Regions from separate parts of the Homo sapiens genome. Here all the other regions are linked to region 2. A link is a contact called in ENCODE Hi-C data. All regions are on one chromosome and are shown on one strand. The core of a region is the stretch at or near the end of the contact, and the rest is flanking DNA. Distances in the headings are between cores, read along the strand shown.

Region 1 (3,763 bases), core at 286-2,785, 2.1 Mb before region 2:
CTCACCCTCCCAAGTAGCTGGGACTACAGGCAGCTGCCACCACTCCCGGCTAATTTTTTGTATTTTTTAGTAGAGACGGGGTTTCACCGTGTTAGCCAGGATGGTCTCGATCTCCTGACCTCGTGATTCACCCGCCTCGGCCTCCCAACAGGCCTGAAAGAATTTTAACAAGCAGGATGAGCATAAAGGCAAAGTGGGGTTGTCAACATCAAGGAAACAGAGTGTTGGGAAACAATGGTCGACTTTGTCAATCGCCAAAGAGACTCCCAGGAAAAATGAGGGCAACAAAAGTATCAGTTGGATTTAGGAGGCCACTGCTTACCCAAAGAGTTCAGGTAGAATTGTTGGGAGGTGCAGTGGTTGGAGAATCAACTCCGTGAATAATGAATTGTGTTGACACGGTACATAATACGGTATTTCTGACTACATTGGCGGCATTTCACTAAGTAATTACTACCTGAAGTGCCTACCTTCAGTAAGGCATCCTGTTGTTGGATGGGGAAAGAGAAGGAGGAAATAACTCTTAGCTTTACCTGTACTGTGCTTCTGAGACCCAGGTATGGACCTTCACTCCCAATTTACTATCCATGGTCTCATCCGATGTTCAGTAACTGGGTTCTCCTTTGGCAGGGAGTAGGGATTGCCTGAGAATTAAAAGGGGAGGGGAGATTTCTGAACTGGACCTCTTAGGTTATGACTAGATTGGGTGCCTGAGGCAGCAATGGGGCTTTATAAGGCTTCTTTACGCTTCATTTAACTAATTGCTTTTTTGTTCTCTCTTATTCAGTGGAGTTCCAATCTGTTCGGTTGTGGAGAACGAACCTGAGAAAAAGGATCTTTCGCAGGGTAGTTTTTGGGGGCAGAGGCTGATGTGCTGCACCCCCTAATCAGGGGTATGGTTGGCTGCAGTAGTCAAGTGAGAGGGCCGCAAAGGGAAAGGAAAAGTCGAGACTATCTTAGGGAACCAGGAGAGTCGCTGTACCTCTGAAAGATCTACGGTTTGTCTGGTCTGTAAGGAGCAAACACGGTGGAATTCCTTTCCAGATTTTTCTGGGCCTCGACCTCTGGCTTTTGGGGTACATGCCAAAAAAAAAAAAAAAAAAAAAAGCGCAGGGAGAGTCCACTAGCCTCGGTGACAGTTCCCCATTGCGGTTTCCCCTCCTCCACCCTTCTTTGCGAGCTCCTTCCCTCTGCAGAGAGTTATCCCGCCACATTAACCCCTGACTCACAGCTGGACCGCCCCGGCCCGCAGCGCCACGTCCCGGGTGGGGCCTGCCACGGCAAAGCAGCAGTCCGGCCTCGAGCGGCCCCTCGGGGGCGGCGGGGTGGGCGCCAACAGCAGTCAGGCCTGACAAGCGGCGACCTCCAAGGGTGAGGCCTCTGCGGGCCCCCGACTCACGCGCGTCCGGGCTCTGCAAGCGCGGTGGGGAGCAGGCTGCTGTGGTCGCGGGGACTGGGTTGCGGCGCGCCGCGTACGGGACGGCCCCAAACTCTCGACGCCCGGGGCAAGACGCCCACCCCCTGGGCGCTCTCGCTGGGCCAGAAAGGAAGACAGAAAAGCCGCGGGCTGACTGTGGTGGCGCTCGCCTGCAGGCAAGTACCGGGCGCTAGGGCGGGGGCCGCCGCCGGGGGCGCGGGGTGGGCTGGGGCCAGGCCGCCAGGGGCGCGGGGTGGTCTGGGGGCCAGGCCGCCTGCGCTACCTCCCCAGCCTACCCGACCCGACGGCGCGGGTGCTGGCGCTGTTGTCCCCAGCGGGGCGGGCAGGCCTTTCCGTCACTTGGCTTACTCTGAAGGGAAAATCCACACAGCTGTCTGCCTTTTTGTTTCATTTTGACTAGAAAACCCATTTTCGAAAAGACACCTCAGAACCATAAGCAAATAGCCCAGAGTCTTAAATGCTCTAAAGGCTCTGCATGAGCCCCTGCCAGGCACACAGAGCCAGTGCTGGAGGTTTTGGCATGGGTTTTCCTACTTGGCTTTTTGTGCAAAGCTAATTTGGATAAAAATAATTTGACTGGCAGCTGTGAGCTAGTTTTCAGTGTATTAGGACCTCTCCAGCTTTCCACGGTAGTAAACTTCTTAAAGAAAGTATTTTAAAATATTCTCATATTTATTATTATTTTTTAATTTATCCTTTTAATTTTGAAAAGCAAGGGTGGGAAAGGCTATATGATCTGGAGGTAAAAATACACCATTATATAGAGTTGAAGTGTCATCCCCTGAACCCACATTGCACGTCTACACAGGAGAAGAACTTGTCCTTCTCCAAGTGTTTAGTATTCCTTAGATTAGTGTTTTTCAAACAAGCCTGATGGTAAGACGCATTTGGGACTTTTGTTTAAAATGCATCCCCCCACCTCTGAAGGTTTAATTTGGTAAGCTTGATTTCCAGAATCTGTATTTCTATTTTTTTATTGTTTAATTTAATTTTATGTTCTGGGATACATGTGCAGGACTTGCAGGTTTGTTACATAGATAAACGTGTGCCATGGTGGTTTGCTGCACCTATCAGCCCATCAATCCTTACATTTTAATATTTTGAAGTAGTAGGATGGTTATAAATGGAGTTAAGCAACTCCACTTTATATCTCATTCAAATCAGAAAATAGATAAGCAGGTATAGAATATTGACACCTACATTTGAAGCAAAGTAAATGTGACATGTACGCCTTACCGTATGGAACTTGAAGTATAAACCATGTTTACACTGTTGAATCATGGGCATCTGTGTTGAGTCATTTGTTCCTTATGCTATTCTTAAAATGTATTCATTTAACAAATATCTGCTGTTAAATCTTCTGTCTTTAATCCCCCCTAGACCACACATCCCATTCTAGGTCCCGCTCCCCTACTTTGCTTCTTTTTATAACAAACAAAAATCCTCTTTGAAAGATTTAATCTAAGTCTCCATTTTCATTTTCCCTGTTTCTTCCTACCCCCTCTCATCTGAGGCTTTTTGTCCCCATTACCCCCTGCATGGTCCTGATGTTGCCAATGACTGTCTTGTGAAATCCAGTGTCTGTGCACAGTTCTCATCTTTCCTGACCCCTCAGTAACATTTGATCACTCCCTCCTCAATATTCTTTTTTCTTCACTAATGTTCTTCACTAATATTCTTTCTTCTTCACTTGGCTTCCAGGTCACCATATTCTGCATTTCATTCTGCTTCATTGTGTCTCCAGGCTTCCCCACCACTAAATCTTAGTATGCCACAGAGTTCATTTCTTGGCCATATTTTTCTAGCCATACTTTCCCCCAGGACAATTTGTATCCCAAGCCATATTCCTTGGCTATAAATAATATCTATCAGCTGATGACTTCCAAAATTTTATTCCTAGCTTTAGTTCGCTTCTGAGCTCCAGATGTATGTGTATGTCCAGCTGTTTACTCAGCATCTCCACTTGGAAGTCTGATAGGCATTTAAATTTAGTATGGACAGATAGAACTACTGATGCCAGATTCACCAAGTTCTCCCTCTGTTTCCCCTCAGCTCCCTCCCTTATCTCAATAAACAGCCTCAGTTACTGCCATTCAAGTAGGCCGGAATTCTAGGAATTTACTCTTGACTTCTCTTTTTAGGTCAGACTCCGCATCCAAGCATCCAACAAAATCTGTTGACTCTACCCAGATCTGCCCACCTCTCTCTCCCTCTCTAAGCTAAGCCACAGTCCTCTCCTACCTACATGATTGAGAAGTCTCTGCCTCTGCCCTTGCTCCTCTACAGTCTTTTCCAAATAGCAGTGATTTTTGTCATACATACTCA
Region 2 (4,027 bases), core at 220-2,719:
ATACTTTATTTGAGGTTAACTTTATATTTCATATTCTATTTATGTAAATTAATAAAATTAAGATATTTTATTAATTCAATAACTACTGAATGTCTATCAGAATTCTGATATTAATAAAAAGACAGCTATGTATTAAACCTAAATGTGATAAAGGCCTCTGATATTCACCAAAAACGACTCCTCTTACTTGTTCTGGAATTTTGAGTTGGTATAATGACTGAACATATTTAACTTGGTCCCTACTTGTTTAGTTAACAAAATGTTTATTTTCTTCAATGATGAGATATGTTCAAATATTATGAATTCTCAACATGAAACTCCATTGTCTTTGCTTTCAAAACTGTACAGAATTCGTATTTCACTATTTCAGAGGGATTTGTTATATATTGCTGAGGCTTTCTCTTTTTTTAATGTGAATTTAGAATCTCTCTGTCTAGAACATTCCCCGTTTTGGACTATAAGATTCCAGAGTAAGAGGTCCCCTAACTAAGCCAGCAGGTCCGAATGAGCCCTCAACAGACTGCACAGGTCACCGCAGGTCAGTTGCTGGTTCTGCATTATATGACCCAAGACAAGTGGCTATCTAACCTCAAGAGGTGTGGAAGATGCTTCGTGTGCCAAACAAGTTTAATTTAAGTGGGTAGCGTGATGCTTCAGGGTCCAAACGTATTGCTGGTGCATTTATTTATATGTTTGATTTCTTTCTGCTCTTCTACATCTGTAGCTTAAACGTGCCACAATTAGGTGACACCCCCTTAAAAAGGGTTAGGGCTAACCAATATCTGAAACACGGTGGCTTAACCGCCCAAGGCTGCTGAAAGACGCGGGGGAAAAACACTTTCAGCTAGGGAGCAAAGTGCCCATAACCCCATTGATCCGCAGAGCACCTCGCATTCCACCGCAGGGCCAACAGCCGCGTTCCAGACCCGGGTGCCGCCGCTGAGGCCCGCCCCGGACGGTGGCCCGGGTCTTCCCTCCCTCTTCGGAGGCACCCCCATCACTCGGTGGGCCGCCGTTTGGGGGGCGCTGGGGTGAGGGGGGTATCCTGACTGCCAGCATGGTCCCTGTCCGGAACCTCACCTCTCTGGTCCCCGTATCGGAAGCGCTCCAGCGCGATATTGACTGCGATCTTCACCTCCTCATCAATGCGAATGTCCTTCAGCCCCTTGGCCCGGCCGCCGCCCCCAGGGCCACAAGGCGAGGGGCCGCCGCCTCCGCCACCGCCAGGAGCCGGCTGCCGCGGGGAGACGCTGCTCGGCCTGGACATTGCCCTGAAGAGATGGTCTCTCCGCACGGGAGCGGCCAGGCCTGCTAGCTGACAGCCAATGACAAAGACCGTGGGAATCCGGGGCCACTACCGGGAAGCTCCGGAGACGGCCTGTGTTGGGCTGAGGTCACCAGAAAGGCCTCAGTCACCGCCACAGCAGAAGTGAAGCCTGCGCCATTGATATCACGGCCAGGCGAGGAGCGCGGGCGTAATGACGTCACCAGGGCCGGCGCCCGTGACCTCAGCGCGGCCGCCGCTGCGCGCCTAAAGGAGGCTGTCTGCGGAGCTATGGTGCGGTTCTCTTCCCGCGCCGCCCACCAAGGGTCGCTCCTCATCTTCTTATTCACTCACTTGCTACTTCGTTTAGTCCTTCATTAATTCCTGCAGTAAGCATGTATGGGCTTCTACTGTGGACCTGGCATTATGCCACGCCTTCGATGTACATTGGAGAACCAGAGAGCCAAGGTTCCTACCTTCATGGAGTTTATATTTTAGTGGGAGGAGGGTTGCCAGATTTAGCAAATAAAAATACAGAATGCTTAATAATTTGCATTTCAGATAAACGAATAATTTTTAGTGTATATATTTCCCATGCAATATTTGGAAAAATATCATAAAAAATACATATACTAAAGAATGAGCCACTGTTGTGTGTCTTGCATTCTTCCCTTTTCTGAATGGGAGATTTTAATGCAAGTATGCCACCCTTGCTCTATCACGCTACACAGGGTAGCTGAGTGGGGGCAGGTATGTAGTACATATTTACATAGTTCATGAGTTACCTGGCAATGAGGATATACATCTGGATCTAATAAAGAGGACTGTGTATCAACAACAGATCCTGGATGCAGTGACTAGATAGAATTCCAGGTGTCTGGGGAGGGTATATGTGTATTCTGTGTGTGGTAAGAAGGGGGCGGAATATTTGGTGACAAGAAGTATCTTTTCTTCCTAGGCATTATATTTCCCAACTCTCCTGCAGTTAGCTGGGGGCCACATGGCTGAGTTCCGGCCATTGGAATGTTGCTGGAACTGATGTATACCACTTCCAGGATTGGTCTATAACACCTTCCTTGAATCTTCCCTTCTCTGTCTTTCCTGGTCTTCTGGAAGTTCTTAGACAACGGTGGAACCACTAGATAGATAACAGGTTCCCGATTCCCTGAACGAGTGTGATAGAGTGTCCTCACCAACCCACATTGGAATATGACATGGGTAAGAAATAATTCTTAGTTGTGGTAAACTGCTGAGATTTGGGAAGATTTTTTTTTGTAACATTATGGTAAATTGTTGAATTCATCAAAGGTATGGCCTTTGATGAATCACACATTCCTCTGTTCACACCCTTGTATTCTTCCTTCCCACATGGACTCTGTCTTTGGCTATGTAACTTGCTTTGGCCATTGGGACATCAGCAAATACGAGATAAGCAGGGGCTTGAAAGGTGTTTGTGCATTAAGGCTTAGCCTGTTTTGCTGCTGAGAATTCTTCTTCCACAAAGTAAAGAAGCTTAGGCTAGCCCACTGACAACTATGGCCCAATCATCCACCAGCACCAAGGGCAAGACGTGAAAAAGGCCATAATGGAAAGTCTAGTCTTAGAAAAGCTGCTGGATGACCACAACTCTGTAAGCAACCCAAAGCAAGATTAGCAAAACCACCTAGCTAAACATAGTCCAAACTGTTGACCCACAGAACACATAAACAAATAAAATGAATATTGCTGTAAGCCACTAAGTTTTAGGTTGGGTTTCTTACACAGCAGTAGATAACTGATACAAAGAGTTAGCTTATTCTGACTAATATATTTGTACAATGATAAGGCTGATCTTGGGCATAAGTGACTAGGCTGAAAGAACTAGCTTCACCCGTTCCAGTTTGTACCCAGTTGCCTAAGAACTGGGGTCATCAACATCTTGATATGCCTGTAAACAACTTGTGGCATACGAGCATGCCACAGCACAGTGGTCTGGAGACTGCTCTCTTCTCATCTATAAAATTGACCTGGTAGAGTAATAAAGTCTTAAAATATAACCAACATGATTTTATTATTGATGCTAGGGATATTTCCTCCCACCCTTTGCCCCCTCATCACCCCTACTTTGCCAGCCCTCCATCCCTTTCTCTCTTGTTCAGCCAGGTCATTTAGGGGTTATTATTTGGGGAAATATTGTCTTAAGTTGGTTTCGGTTCTCTGGAACTGGAAAAAGTCACATAGTAATACACCAGTAAGTTGCCAAAAAGGATCCTGAGCCCTGCTTCTCTTGGGGAGAACAAAACAAAAACCCTGAATGGTGTGGGAGATCCTGGAACAGAATGGCCTGTGCTACTTTCCCAAGGGAAGGCCAGAGAGGCAGCTCAGGAAAGAAGGTAGTGTGGTGTGCCTAGGCAGGTGAGGCGCAGTGTGGTATAGAGCAGCAAAGGGTTCCTGGTGCCCAAGAGGTGTCCAGAATTGGCAGAGATATGCCAGACCTGAAGGAATCGCACAGTTGAGAATAAGCAATGAATGACTTAACGGTGACTTATGTTGTTTGACCACCAAGGATCAGAAACTCTTTCCCACACTTACTGATGCCTTGATACTCCGTAAGTCCCCCAGAACTTAAAAGCAAGCCTAGGCAAGAGTGGCAGCCCCTGAATTAACTGAGGTTAATTACAGAGAAACTAAGTTCTTTCATATCTAAATCTATGGAATAAAATTTGTACTTAAGTAATTGTAAAACTACTTCCAGCGCTATCATTTTATATACATATCATAATA
Region 3 (3,857 bases), core at 87-2,586, 2.4 Mb after region 2:
CAGAAAAATTACATTTCAAGGAAGAAAACATTAACCAGCAAAAGCAAAAGTTAGCAAGCAAGGAACAAGTGCAGAGAATGGTAACACTAAATACTTTCACATGATTAATATGGTTCTAACCCACCCTGTCTCCATTACCAGCTCAGACTCTGAGAAACCCAATTGCTCTTCACCTCAGCTCTGCCCTCACTTTCCTTTTCCACTAACTCAACTAGTTCCTACCTCCCAGCTCTTTTTGCTAATAAGCCATTTGATATTCACAATCCTCCAAGAGAGACAACTCTACCTGTTTTCCAGAAAAGAAAGTACTTAATTAACACTGACTATTATCATCCTCCTCATCAAGGTTTCTGTTCTCACAGAGGTTACATTCTTTCGGAGAAGACAAAAGAAACAAGTAAACAAGAGACACTATTACAATGATCGATGAACTGTTATAGGAGAAAAAATCATCACTAACAAGTGATTTATCTGAAATTTACTTTAATAGATTATATAAAGGTGCTACGGTATAATGACACCTATGTTGCAAAGAAACGGCTGCAAGGCTTAGAGTGACAGTGCCAGACACTTTGCGTTAGTTGAAAATAACTGATTGCTATTAGATATTTTCCCTAACGGTAATTAATCTCACCATCTCCGGTTCTCCCAATGTATTCTACCTAGAGTGAATTTCTAACTCAGCTCGTGTCACCAATAACGTAATAGCGTGCATGTTTTTCTCTCTCATTAAGAATGCAAGAGGTAGAGGTTTGTCTTAATTATGTTTCCACCTTCAAGGGAAGGTCAATAAATATTCACTGAACAAATATTACTGCCATACAACTGAGATGTTCTCTAGCAGTTTCCCCTTGGCCAGGCTGCCTCTGAAACACGCCCCAGGAGGACTGCAAGTGCCAAATCAGCACGTGGACGTGACCGGATGGCGAAATATTAATAGGACAGGGAGGGGTTAAAGAAGGGAAGCCCGTGGTAAATGGGAAGGGAGAACCGGACTGCTCCAGGACAGAGTTAGAGGCCAAGGAGGGTGGTTTTCCTGGGAAGCTAACAAAAGAAGTCACTCACGTCATAGGTGTGGAAACTCTTGCCCACGCAGGTTGTTACATAGAACCGGCGCTTGAGCGCGCTGAACCGCACCACGTGTGGAATGTCGTTGCTGAAAAGTCCCAAGGCCCGGAACCCCGCAAAAAGCGCGCTGGCCGTGCGCCTTTCTGAGGCCCGTTCCATTGCCGCCGCGATCCCAGCTCCTCTCAGCTCTGGTCCTGAAGGAAAACACGTACCCAGTCCCTTCAGCGTGTCTAGTGGAACAGTCCTCTGCCAGAGCTGCAGACACAACACCGCTTCCGGCGCCCGCTGCGAATCGCGTTTCCGGAGACTGCCCTCAGTGCAACACATAAAGTTCTCCCTCCAGAGCTCACATGGGAGGCGTGACTTGGGTTCCGAGGGCCAAGGTCTCCAGCACGTTGCCTAGCATTGTTCTCCAGCTCTTTTGCGGTGGAAGGAAGCTCGTTAGGTTCCGACAGAACCGCAAGGGCGGGAAACAAAGAGGGAAGCGCGACGCCCAGGAGAATGGAGGGGAGGTCGACGCCTTGGAGATGGAAACGATTTAAACATGTGATTATTTAAAAATGTACAAAAACATGAGACTGGAAAAATTTAAACACTGGATATCTGATGATATTAAGGAATTATGTTTCATTTTTACATATGATAGTAGCATTATGATTACGTTTTTAAAGATCCTCATCTTTTGGATACATATTGACATATTTACAGATGAAAACTATAATGGGACATTTCAAAACTGACAGAGGGATTCACTCACAGACCCTCTGGGGAGTAGAACTAATTACTTGTGGGGAGGGAACTGCTCACTTGGGCAACTTGGATAAGTGTAGATTCCTCCCAGAAAAGGAAGATAAATATTAAATGTTATTGGGATTCCTGGATTAAGTCAGTATTCCTTGAGGTCGGCTGTCAAAAGCAGACAGTAGAGGTTCTAAAGAGGAGCTTATCATAATGCAAACGGGAGTCCGGGCAGTTCATTAGAGCTGAGTGCCTTAGGATGCTGAAGGAGACTGATTCCAGTGAAGTGGGTGTCAAGACGCCTCACTCCTCAGGAGCCAGCTGCCTTACCAAGATGTAGGTTTGGGGAACAATCTCTGAGCATGTGAACATTAACTAAAACAGTGGTGAGCTTAGAGCCCAGGACCAAAGTTCAACATATGGAATAACCTCTTCTCTTACTGTTTTATTTCCATTTCATTTCGTTTATGAAAACGTTTTGGCAGCCTATTAAGGTTTGGGTCGAGTGACTAACGTAACTATACTAGTACTTGAGAGGGATAAAAAGGGTATATTTACTAATGTAAATGTACTTGAAAGAGATAAAGAGGGTCTGTCTCTACACAGATCAGTGTACTCTCTCGGGTTCCTTCCAGTTCTAAAATGTAATTATTATGAAACAAAAGTCACTTGTTAGCTAATTTGAATACCTGACTCATACATTCTTGAACAAAAAAAATCTTGATTTATTTTATAGTTCTTGGCACAAAGCCTCAAACACTTTGGATGTTAAGATCATTAAGGGGCAGATGCTAACAGAATGAGAGCTTGTTATTTAGTCCTTGACATGTTGTACTTACTTGTATTTTCATTTGTACCCCGGATTTCTCAATAGCAGTGCACATTTTCAGCCATGTTTTTGGTATGACTTAAAAGTGAACAAGTTGCTAATTATTTGTAAATGTTCTTTAAATTAAAAAAGAGGGGAGAGGGGAGGAGCCAAGATGGCCGAATAGGAACAGCTCCGGTCTACAGCTCCCAGCGTGAGCGACGCAGAAGACGGGTGATTTCTGCATTTCCATCTGAGGTACCGGGTTCATCTCAGTAGGGAGTGCCAGACAGTAGGCGCAGGTTAGTGGGTGCGCGCACCGTGCGCGAGCCGAAGCAGGGCGAGGCATTGCCTCACTTGGGAAGCACAAGGGGTCAGGGAGTTCCCTTTCCTAATCAAAGAAAGGGGTGATGGACGGCATCTGGAAAATTGGGTCACTCCCACCCCAATACTGCGCTTTTCCGACGGGCTTAAAAAACGGCACACCACGAGATTATATCCCGCACCTGGCTCGGAGGGTCCTACGCCCACGGAGTCTTGCTGATTGCTAGCACAGCAGTCTGAGATCAAACTGCAAGGCGGCAGCAAGGCTGGGGGAGGGGCGCCCACCATTGCCCAGGCTTGCTTAGGTAAACAAAGCAGCTGGAAGCTGGAACTGGGTGGAGTCCACCACAGCTCAAGGAGGCCTGCCTGCCTCTGTAGGCTCCACCTATGGCAGCAGGGCACAGACAAACAAAAAGACAGCAGTAACCTCTGCAGACTTAAATGTCCCTGTCTGACAGTTTTGAAGAGAGCAGTGGTTCTCCTAGTACGCAGCTGGAGATCTGAGAACGGGCAGACTGCCTCCTCAAGTGGGTCCCTGACCCCTGACCCCTGAGCAGCCTAACTGGGAGGCACCCCCAGCAGGGCACACTGACACCTCACACTGCAGGGTACTCCAACAGACCTGCAGCTGAGGGTCCTGTCTGTTAGAAGGAAAACTAACAAACAGAAAGGACATCCACACCAAAAACCCATCTGTACATCACCATCATCAAAGACCAAAAGTAGATAAAACCACAAAGATGGGGAAAAAACAGAACAGAAAAACTGGAAACTCTAAAAAGCAGAGTGCCTCTCTTCCTCCAAAGGAACGCAGCTTCTCACCAGCAACTGAACAAAGCTGGACGGAGAATGACTTTGATGAGCTGAGAGAAGAAGGCTTCAGACGATCAAATTACTATGAGCTACGGGAGGACATTCA

The links. A loop is a pair of places that touch in the nucleus more often than their neighbours do. Pooled maps may share reads with other maps.
Region 1: a pooled map shows a loop between it and region 2 (7-fold over the local background). The contact joins the promoter of TICAM2-AS1 here to the promoter of YTHDC2 in region 2. A Hi-C loop is called at or near these places in 6 of 50 pooled maps.
Region 3: a loop to region 2 is called in a pooled map, with 10 times the contacts of the local background. The contact joins the promoter of WDR36 here to the promoter of YTHDC2 in region 2. A Hi-C loop is called at or near these places in 9 of 50 pooled maps.

Annotation. Positions count from the first base shown.
Region 1 is chr5:115,599,927-115,603,689 of GRCh38, reverse strand. TICAM2-AS1 (TICAM2 antisense RNA 1) reads right to left here and starts at 1,535. Exons shown (of 3, transcript NR_109875.1): 1 at 1,230-1,535; 2 at 534-644. All of the region lies in intron 3 of TMED7-TICAM2 (TMED7-TICAM2 readthrough), which reads left to right. It overlaps TICAM2 (TIR domain containing adaptor molecule 2), which reads left to right and starts at 1,211. Exons shown (of 2, transcript NM_021649.7): 1 at 1,211-1,593. RefSeq lists a silencer at 1,220-1,719 and enhancers at 1,339-1,861, 1,810-1,889.
Region 2 is chr5:113,511,136-113,515,162 of GRCh38, reverse strand. YTHDC2 (YTH N6-methyladenosine RNA binding protein C2) reads right to left here and starts at 1,469. Exons shown (of 30, transcript NM_022828.5): 1 at 1,081-1,469. The coding sequence starts at 1,267. It overlaps LOC124901046 (a long non-coding RNA gene), which reads left to right and starts at 1,505. Exons shown (of 2, transcript XR_007058905.1): 1 at 1,505-1,732; 2 at 2,223-3,304. RefSeq lists a silencer at 984-1,213 and enhancers at 1,166-1,667, 1,664-1,713.
Region 3 is chr5:111,089,827-111,093,683 of GRCh38, reverse strand. WDR36 (WD repeat domain 36) reads right to left here and starts at 1,336. Exons shown (of 23, transcript NM_139281.3): 1 at 1,066-1,336. The coding sequence starts at 1,227. RefSeq lists an enhancer at 1,047-1,486.